3 separate regions of the Homo sapiens genome follow, and regions 1 and 2 are each linked to region 3. The links are chromatin contacts, found by Hi-C or POLR2A ChIA-PET in ENCODE. All regions are on one chromosome and are shown on one strand. Each heading gives the region's core, a stretch centred on a gene start or an enhancer-like site at or near the end of the contact. The rest is flanking DNA. Distances are from core to core; before and after follow the strand shown. Region 1 overlaps CFDP1 (craniofacial development protein 1). Region 2 holds the start of BCAR1 (BCAR1 scaffold protein, Cas family member). Region 3 holds the start of WDR59 (WD repeat domain 59).

Region 1 (2,746 bases), core at 23-2,522, 320 kb before region 3:
GAAAATCTCTCAAGTCACTTCTCATCTGGAGGCGAGATAGCACAGTGCACCACCCTGAGAGTTGGGAGAGATCTTCCTTTGTCCCGGATCTGCATTGTCTATTGTTTTGACCCTTGTTTTATCATTTAACCTCTCTGAACTTTGTTTATTTGTCCAACTTAATACAAGGATGATGAAGCTTGCCCAGCCCATTCTGAGTTGATCTTAAGCTCAGCATGTACTGGGGTGTGACCCAAACAGGGAAGTTGACATCCTCTCTACTAAAGTTAATAGAATGAGAATGTTCAGGGTCATTGTTCAGTCCCAGCAGTCTGGTGTTCAGTGTGGACGTTGGCCTGTTGGCTCACACCAGGCAGAGGGGGTGAGTAGTCGTTCACGCTGCTTTGCGGCAGGGACGTGGGGTTTCAGAATGGGTTAGGGTGATACTAGGTTATTTCAAAGATGATCCCTTCCAACTCTGAGACTGGGTCCTGTGTCACAGGCCTTAGTGAGAGTTAGATGAGATCATGGCTACAAAAGCACTTGGAGAACAAACATTCTAGACAAGTAAAGGTATTATTATCAGTAGACCATGTGACATTAGCTCATAGTTTTTAAATGTTTAACTTTCTTGCATATCCCCGTGAGGCGGAAAATAACTTCCAAGTTCCTACATGCTGGTAGATGATTTCGTTTCATTTCATAAAGAGACCAAACCTTTCCTCATACCATCTTAACTGCATTTTGCTTTTCTTATTTTATTTCATATGTTTAACAATGACTGGAAACATTTGACCTGCCAAGACTTGAATTTGGGCATCTGGGGTTTCTCCCACTGTCCATGATAGCATCACCAGCAAGTGGAGCACAGGCTGTACATTCCCCGTGTGAGCTTTCGGAGTGAGGAATGTTCTCCACCTCCTGGAAAAAACAGGGCCCAACTCACAGGAGTTAAAAGGAAACTGATTTTAGAACCCTCTTACAGTACTGTGACTTTTCACTCATCAGTGTTGGGAACTGGTTCTCTTTCTCTTAAAAGAACCCCCTGGGGCTTTAAGCTTAAACGATGACAGTGACTCAGAGTGGCTCATGCTTATTGCACCTTGACGCTGTGCCAAGTGCTGTTTTAGCCCTTTACGTGTAAGATACACCACAGCCTGTGAGTAAGCATTTGCTTTGTAGATTAGGAAACCAAGGAACATGCAGTAAATAACTGGCCTAGAGTCACACAGTTAAGCTGGAAGTTGGACCTTGGCATGTGACTCCAAAGCCCTGCCTGAAGCGCTGCTCCTCCCCTCCTTGCAAGCAGAGACCTGCCACACAGAGCCCACAGAGGTCTGAAGAAGGCAGGATTTCCTGTTCGTAGCTCAGGAGAGCAGACAGTGGTGTTAAGCAGGAAAAGCACATTAGAATTCCAGTTTACTTACAGTGCTCTCCACACCAGGAAGGAAATGCCCCAAATATGAACATGGCTTCCACTAAGATAAATGGCCCCAATCTAGGGGATTCCCATTTGCATCAGAAAAACTGTTAATATAGAGATCAGAGTTTTTACCTGCTACATCTTTCATATTTTCTTTCCTTAGGTTAAAAAGATCAAGTGGCATGAGCAGCCTTTTGGGGAAAATTGGTGCCAAGAAGCAGAAAATGAGCACCCTTGAGAAGTCCAAACTGGACTGGGAGAGCTTCAAGGAGGAAGAGGGGATTGGTGAAGAACTGGCCATCCATAATCGAGGGAAAGAGGGGTAAGAAGGAGTAGGTTTTATGCCTTGGAAAATCCTCAGAACCCTGAAATCAAATGATTTATTGGAGACAAACTGCCCACTGTAAGCAAGCAGGAGCTTTTCATGATGGAACTAAAAATGTGAGCACTTTGGTTTGTCAGTAAGTCTCTGTTCCAGTGTGGGGCAGGGCCTGTCACTGGGAAGGCCACTGCGGGTGGAGGGAAGGCGGGGCATGTGAGGAGTACTCTCAGGGGCCAGTCACATCTGCCAAGCTGAATTTGCTGAATTACAGCTCCAGTGAACTGTAAGTTGCCTAGTGGTTGGATCTGGCCTGTGGTAGCAGCCTTGGCCTTATCTGAATCATTTGTCCTTCTGAGAAACCAAACTAGTTCAGATCCGTCAAAAACTGAGCCAATGGAATGCCTAGATGTTGCATTATTGTGAATTTTTTTTTGTCTGTGTCATTATGGCCTGGGGTGGGGCTTTACCCTTGGCTATAGCCTGTGTGATAGGCCAGGCCCTCAGACAGCACCCCAGGCCATCACTTGCACCTCTTTCTCTTCGCTGTGGAATACAAAGAGAATGTTCATAACCTACGTATTCAGTTGTAAAAAGGGTCCTTTCCTTGTCATATTTGTCTTACTGGTGATTAAACAAAAAATCAAGAAAGAAATGGTGGCCAGGCATGGTGGTTCACACCTGTAATCTTGGCACTTTCGGAGGCCGAGGCGGGCAGATCACTTGAGGTCAGGATTTCGAGACCAGCCTAGCCAACCTGGCAAAACCCCATCCTACTAAAAATATAAGAATTAGCCAGGCATAGTGGTGCACACTTGTAATCCCAGCTACTTGGGAGGCTGGGGCAGGAGGATCACTTGAACCCACTAGGTGGAGGTTGCAGTGAGCCAAGACTGAACCACTGCACTCCAGCCTGGGTGACAGAGCAAGACTGTGTATCAAGAAAGAAAGAGAGAGAGAGAGAGAAAGGAAAAGAAAAGAAAGAAAAGGTGTTCATAAGTACTTACGGACCTCAGAAGGCACTA
Region 2 (2,700 bases), core at 150-2,649, 270 kb before region 3:
CACCCGCTGTGCTGTGAGTTCTGGCCAATGCTTCCCAAGCCAAATATTGAAGAAATGCAGACGTCCAGTTTTTTGGGAGGGGTGGGACACAGGAGTCTGTTTTTTAACTAGCTCCCCAGAGCACCTGAGCAGCAAATCATGGGCTGTCCTAGCCCCTTTTCAGATGAGAAAGGAGCCCAGAGAGGGGAGAGGGCCTGCCAAGGTGGCACATCTGGCCAGGCGCTGCGTAGGCTGAGCCCTGGGGGTCAGACAGAGGGGCAGCTGCAGGCCCACCTGGGCTTGTGTCTTCCATAGGCCATGCTTGAGAATTCTCTGCTGCGTGAAGCCGGGTCTACCCCGCTGCTTCCCTGCCACCAGGGCTGCCTCGTGGCATCCCATTGCTCAGCCAGTGGCCCAGGATTGTTGACTGAGGGTCCTGTCTGGTCTGGACCAGGCTCGGTCCTATCATCTCCCTGCAGATTGTGCCTCCCTGGCCTGGCCCAGGGGCTCTGGCACCCTGGTTCTGCTGCATGGGGTGACAGTCACTGACCTGCAACCGAGCAAGGGGCAACTCAGGAGAGCCAAGGTTGTCTCCACTCGGTTTCCCCCGAGTGATTCTTCCTTCTATCTCCCTCATTCCCCCAGTGCCGCTCTCCTACCCCATGTCGCTGAAGCAGATGAGTTGGAGCAGGACTCAGGAGGGTACTAGGCCCAGGTTTTAGGCTGAACCTAGGAATGAGTAATGAGAGGAGGCAGATCAGCTGGAGGACCAGCCCGAGTCCCCAGATGTCGGCACAATGCAGGGGAAGGTAGGTGCTGCCCGTGAAAAGCGCTGGGTCGAGAGCTCGCCAGCCTCCCTGCTTGAGGCTTCATTTCCTGGGGTCCTTACACGGTGGGACCGTCTACAGTCGGAGCTGTGGTGGTGATGATTCGTCTCCTACAGGCTGGGGCACGCCCCCTCCCCTTTCCCTCTAGATTCAGATTTGAGTCCCACGGCCCATGGACACGCGATGAATGCCCTGGGGTTGGTTAGCGGGAAAGACAAGTCGACTTGAGGCCATGTCTCGGCTCTGGAGGAAGAAGGCAAACCGGGCAGCCTTCCCAGAAGTGGAGGAGTTTGCGTAGGCCTTCGGTGCGTTCTCGCCTGGGTGGAAGGCGGGGACGTGCATTTGTTGGAGAGCGGTGTCCTGCGCCCTAGGCTGGAAGCCTGGCCTCGGGCAGGGGCCTGGAGCCTCGGGGTTGGAGGTGGGGGGCGGGGCGGGGGGCGGCCCCTACTGGGCGGGCTTCTGTCTGCGCGCCCGCGCCCCCGACAGGCGGCTTATTTGCATGGAGAGCGGCGGCGGCCAATGGGCGCGCGCGGCCGGGCATGCTGGGATCGGGCTGGGCCGGCTGGGCCGTGGCGGCAGGCGGAGAGCGGCTGGACCGGCTCTGGGTGGCCGAGGCGGCAGCTGCGCGGCGGCACCGGGGCGGCTGCGGCGCGCTCGGAGCCCCGAGGGCACGCGGCCCGGGCAGCTCGGTGTGCGCCCCCGCGAGAGCCGGGGCCCCAGGCCCGCCGGACACCATGAACCACCTGGTGAGGGCGCCAGGTGGGGCCGGGCCGCGTACGGGCTTGGAGGCGGCAGCGGGCTGGAAGGGGTTAAGCGAGCGGCATTTCCTGCCGGACCTGCGGGGCCTGGGAACCGCCGGCCGGGGTCCGCGGCCCTGGGATCTCCTTCTGCCCTGGCCGGGAAGCCGGGAGGCAGGAACCGCGGGGGCTCCGGAGCCTGTGCGCCTCGGGTGCGTTGGCGGGGCCGGGCGCGGGGGCCGCCAGCCGGTAGGAGGGTTCCTGTGTCGGGAAAGTGGCTGGCGGGGCCCGCGCTCCCCGGCCGACGGCCGCCTGCTGTGTCACCTTGGGCCTCTGCGCCCTGCCTCCGAGCCTCAGTTTCCTCGGCTGCGAGGAGGGGCCGTTGAGCCTCTGGCGGGTGGTCCGGCTGGTGTGGCGTGGGGACTGCCCACCGGCTCCCGGAGAGGGAGGAGCTCCGGGGGACCGAGGCCGGGCGGGCAAGTGCGTGGCGCCAGCGGGGAAGGCTGCGCAGCCGGAGCACCCGGCTCCAGTTAATGATTCACTCCGGCCGCCGGCGCGGGGTTCCGGGAGCGGAGCGGGAGTGGGGGCGGGCGCGCCGCGGGCTTTGCAGCCCCGCACGCCGAGCGCCGGTGGAAGCCGGGTCCTGGCCACAGGAGTCCTAGCCGCACGCGAGTGTCGCGGGAGGGGGCCAGGGCCGGGTTCTGCAGTGTGGACATGAAGGCTTTGGAGTCCATGGTTGGGGGACCCGCAAGAGCTAGAGCAGGGTCGGAGCTCCCTCTCGAGGGTCCGAGAGGCTGATCGCTGGACCGAGGTGAGGGAGTTGGGAAAGCGGAGATTTGCCTAGGGGTGCGGGGTGAGGGGCTTACGGCCTGGAAGATGTTGGGGTTTCGAGTTCCAGATCGGGGACAGCAGCTCCTTTTCTACCACAAGGCTCCCGTTCCCTCCTGAGAGTCCCTGGTTTCCTTTCCCACACCCCTCCCGGGGCCCGCCGCAGCTTTGGTCACCTTCTCAGAATGACCATGGGTTGATCTCTTCTTTGCTAGTGAGATGTTTCCCATCGCCCTGGGCCGGGACACGCCCCCTCTTGTGCCCATTCCTTTCCCTCGGTGGAGAGTTGGGTGGTGGGGGCTGGCCGGCCTGTGAGAGCAGGTGTCGGG
Region 3 (2,778 bases), core at 72-2,571:
TTAAAAAATATATTCATTATTTCATTTAAACATTAAGGCCCTTCACATGAATACATTTTAAAATGAAAAAGAACAATATTTTCAAAAAAAAAAAAAAACAACAAAAAATTCTGGCAAATCTGTTTTAATGTTTGGTTTATCAGAAAACAGCGGCCGGGCGCGGTGGCTCACGCCTGTAATCCCAGCACTTTGGGAGGCCGAGACGGGCAGATCACGAGGTCAGAAGATCGAGACCATCCTGGCTAAAACGGTGAAACCCCGTCTCTACTAAAAATACAAAAAAATTAGCCGGGCGTAGTGGCGGGCGCCTGTAGTCCCAGCTACTCCGGAGGCTGAGTCAAGAGAATGGCGTGAAGCCAGGAGGCGGATCTTGCAGTGAGCCGAGATCGCGCCACTGCACTCCAGCCTGGGCGACTGAGCAAGACTCTGTCTCAAAAAAAAAAAAAAAAAAAAAAAAAGAAAAGGAAAGAAAGCAGCTGGATTGCAGGAGGGGGTATAGCTCACAGGTAGAGCATTGGACTACAGATCAAGAAAACAGCTGGATTCTCACATTTAAGTCTACCTTCATTGTTACGGGAGGCGCTGCTGTATTGTATGAAACAATAAATTGCACATTCAGACTTTTAAATATCTCGATGGGATAGGCATCAGGAGAAGAGGTATCTTCGGTTTGCACGAGCTTTGATTTTTCTTTTTTCTTTTTTTTTCCGAGACGGAGTCTCGCTCTTGTCACCCAGGCTGGAGTATAATGGCGTGATCTCGGCTCACTGCAATCTCCGCCTCCCGGGTTCAAGCGATTCTCCTGCCCCAGCCTCCCAAGTAGCTGGGATTACAGGCGCCCGCCACCCGGCTAATTTTTGTATTTTTAGTAGAGACGGGGTTTCACTATGTTGTTTAGGCTGGTCTCGAACTCCTGACTTCGGCCTCCCAAAGCGCTAGGATTACAGGCGTGAGTCACCGCACCCGCCCCGAACGTTGATTTTGATTTGAGACTGGGTCTGGACGAATGCTGGGGACTCCAGCGAGGAGCTAGTCAGGACAACAGGCACCTCACCTCACCCAAACCCAAACCTGCGAGCCCTTCCCAGGTCACCCACGCTTGCTCGAGCTTGGACTACAACTCCCGGCAGAGCTCGCGGCAGGGGGTGTGCCCGCAATCGCGAGGAGCGTGGGTGACTCAAACCAAGTGACGGAAGTGAGCGAGGGCGTGCCTGTTTGTTGCAGGCGCGGTGTAGCAATTGGAGGACCCAGGAAGAAGGGGCGGAGCCTATGCTTGGGTCAACCAATGGCTTGAGCTCAGGAGCAACCAGGGCACGGGGCGTGTCGGGGCTGATTCTCTGGCTGTGTGGGGCGCACGGTCCCGGGATACTGGGGACGGCGGGGTGGGAGGGCGCCGTCCTGGGGCCGCGGCGGCCGGGCGGGGGAGATGGCGGCGCGATGGAGCAGCGAAAACGTGGTTGTAGAGTTCCGTGACTCCCAGGTGAGCTAGAGGCCGAGTGGAGCCCTCTGGGCATGCGTCCTCCCCGCTTCCCCTCCCCCACGCGGCTGCTTCCGTCCCGGGGGGCTACGGGGAGACCCTAGGCCCCGTACTGAGGAGGTGGGCGGGGCTTAGCCGACCTCTTAGGCCCCGTCGGGGGAGGGAAGACGACCATCGGGGGCAATCGGGGCGAGCATGGACGGAGTTTCGGGGCTCCCTACGCGGGTAGGGGAGTGGGGTCCGCCTTGTGACACTGAGGCAGAGACTGCGCATCGTGAGTGCTGAGGGGAGGCTTCCCACAATCAGGGTACGGAGCGAGGGCGTGACGGCTTCCCGAGGCCCTAGCCGCGTGTGGCGACTTAAGGCAAGTCGCGGGACTTTTCTAAGTCTCAGCTGCGTGGACGTAACCCTGTTGGGGTGAATTCGATGAAACACTGTTTGCAAAGTGCCTGTTGCAGCGTCTACGCGGTTAAGTGGTTCTTAATGCCATCATACTGGAAAATACCGTGTAGTGGATAGGAGTGACACTGCACGTGTTGCCCGAGTTCGAATCCCGCAGCCCCTACCCTGTCATCACTCCGTACACGTCAGTTTTCTCACCTGTAGAAGGGAGATGGTCGTACTTACAAGATTGGCTTAAAGATTTTATTTTTTAATTTTCTATTTAATTTAATTTAATTTATTTTTTTTGAGATGGAGAGTCACTCTGTTGCCCAGGCTGGAGTGCAGTGGTGCCATCTTGGCTCACTGCAACCTCCGCCTCCGGGATTCAAGCAATTCTCCTGCCTCAGCCTCCCAAGTAGCTGGGATTACAGGTGCGCACCACCACGCCCGGCTAATTTTTGTATTTTTAGTAGAGACGGGGTTTCACCTTGTTGGTCAGGCTGGTCTTGAACTCCTGACCTCAGGTGATCCACCCACCTCAGCCTCCCAAAGTGCTGGGATTACAGGCGTGGGCCACCGTGCCTGGCCTATTTTACTTCATTTGAGACAGGGTCTGGCTCTGTCACCCAGGCTTGAGTGCAGAGGCGTGAATCACCGCTCAGTTCAGCTTCGACCTCCTGGGCTCAAGCTATCCTCCCACCTCAGCCTCCCCAGTAGCTGAGACTACAGGCGCATGCCAACACGCCCGACTAAATTTTTCATTTTTTTTTGTAGAGACGGGGTCTCCCTATGTTGTCCAGGCTGGTATGGAACTCCTGGGCTCAAGCGAACCCCCTGCCTCAGCGTCCCAAAGTGTTGGGATTACAGGTGTGATTCACTGAGCACAGCCTCGAGTGAAGATTTTATGTGGTTGTATG

The links. A loop is a pair of places that touch in the nucleus more often than their neighbours do. ChIA-PET counts read pairs that join two places held with the same protein, here RNA polymerase II (POLR2A). Pooled maps may share reads with other maps.
Region 1: a pooled map shows a loop between it and region 3 (2.4-fold over the local background). The contact joins the enhancer-like site here to the promoter of WDR59 in region 3. A Hi-C loop is called at or near these places in 1 of 37 single-sample maps with no recorded cell type and 6 of 50 pooled maps. POLR2A ChIA-PET finds 5 or more read pairs at or near these places in 1 of 52 experiments (naive thymus-derived CD4-positive, alpha-beta T cell).
Region 2: a loop to region 3 is called in a pooled map, with 4 times the contacts of the local background. The contact joins the promoter of BCAR1 here to the promoter of WDR59 in region 3. A Hi-C loop is called at or near these places in 1 of 168 maps with a recorded cell type or tissue (HepG2) and 3 of 50 pooled maps. POLR2A ChIA-PET finds 5 or more read pairs at or near these places in 2 of 52 experiments (HepG2 and activated naive CD4-positive, alpha-beta T cell).

The regions. Positions count from the first base shown.
Region 1 is chr16:75,304,002-75,306,747 of GRCh38, reverse strand. CFDP1 (craniofacial development protein 1) reads left to right here. Exons shown (of 7, transcript NM_006324.3): 6 at 1,566-1,724. Among named protein-coding and RNA genes, the nearest start is that of BCAR1, 54 kb to the right of the region's middle. RefSeq lists an enhancer at 397-1,596. Within about 2 kb of position 1,272, at least 34 of the 41 ENCODE cell types and tissues checked have a DNase peak (open chromatin) inside an H3K27ac peak, as active enhancers do.
Region 2 is chr16:75,250,323-75,253,022 of GRCh38, reverse strand. It overlaps BCAR1 (BCAR1 scaffold protein, Cas family member), which reads left to right and starts at 1,399. Exons shown (of 7, transcript NM_014567.5): 1 at 1,399-1,552. The coding sequence starts at 1,541. RefSeq lists enhancers at 1-106, 647-1,187 and silencers at 1,187-1,296, 1,357-1,516.
Region 3 is chr16:74,983,666-74,986,443 of GRCh38, reverse strand. It overlaps WDR59 (WD repeat domain 59), which reads left to right and starts at 1,321. Exons shown (of 26, transcript NM_030581.4): 1 at 1,321-1,480. The coding sequence starts at 1,427. RefSeq lists silencers at 30-230, 1,266-1,575 and an enhancer at 876-935.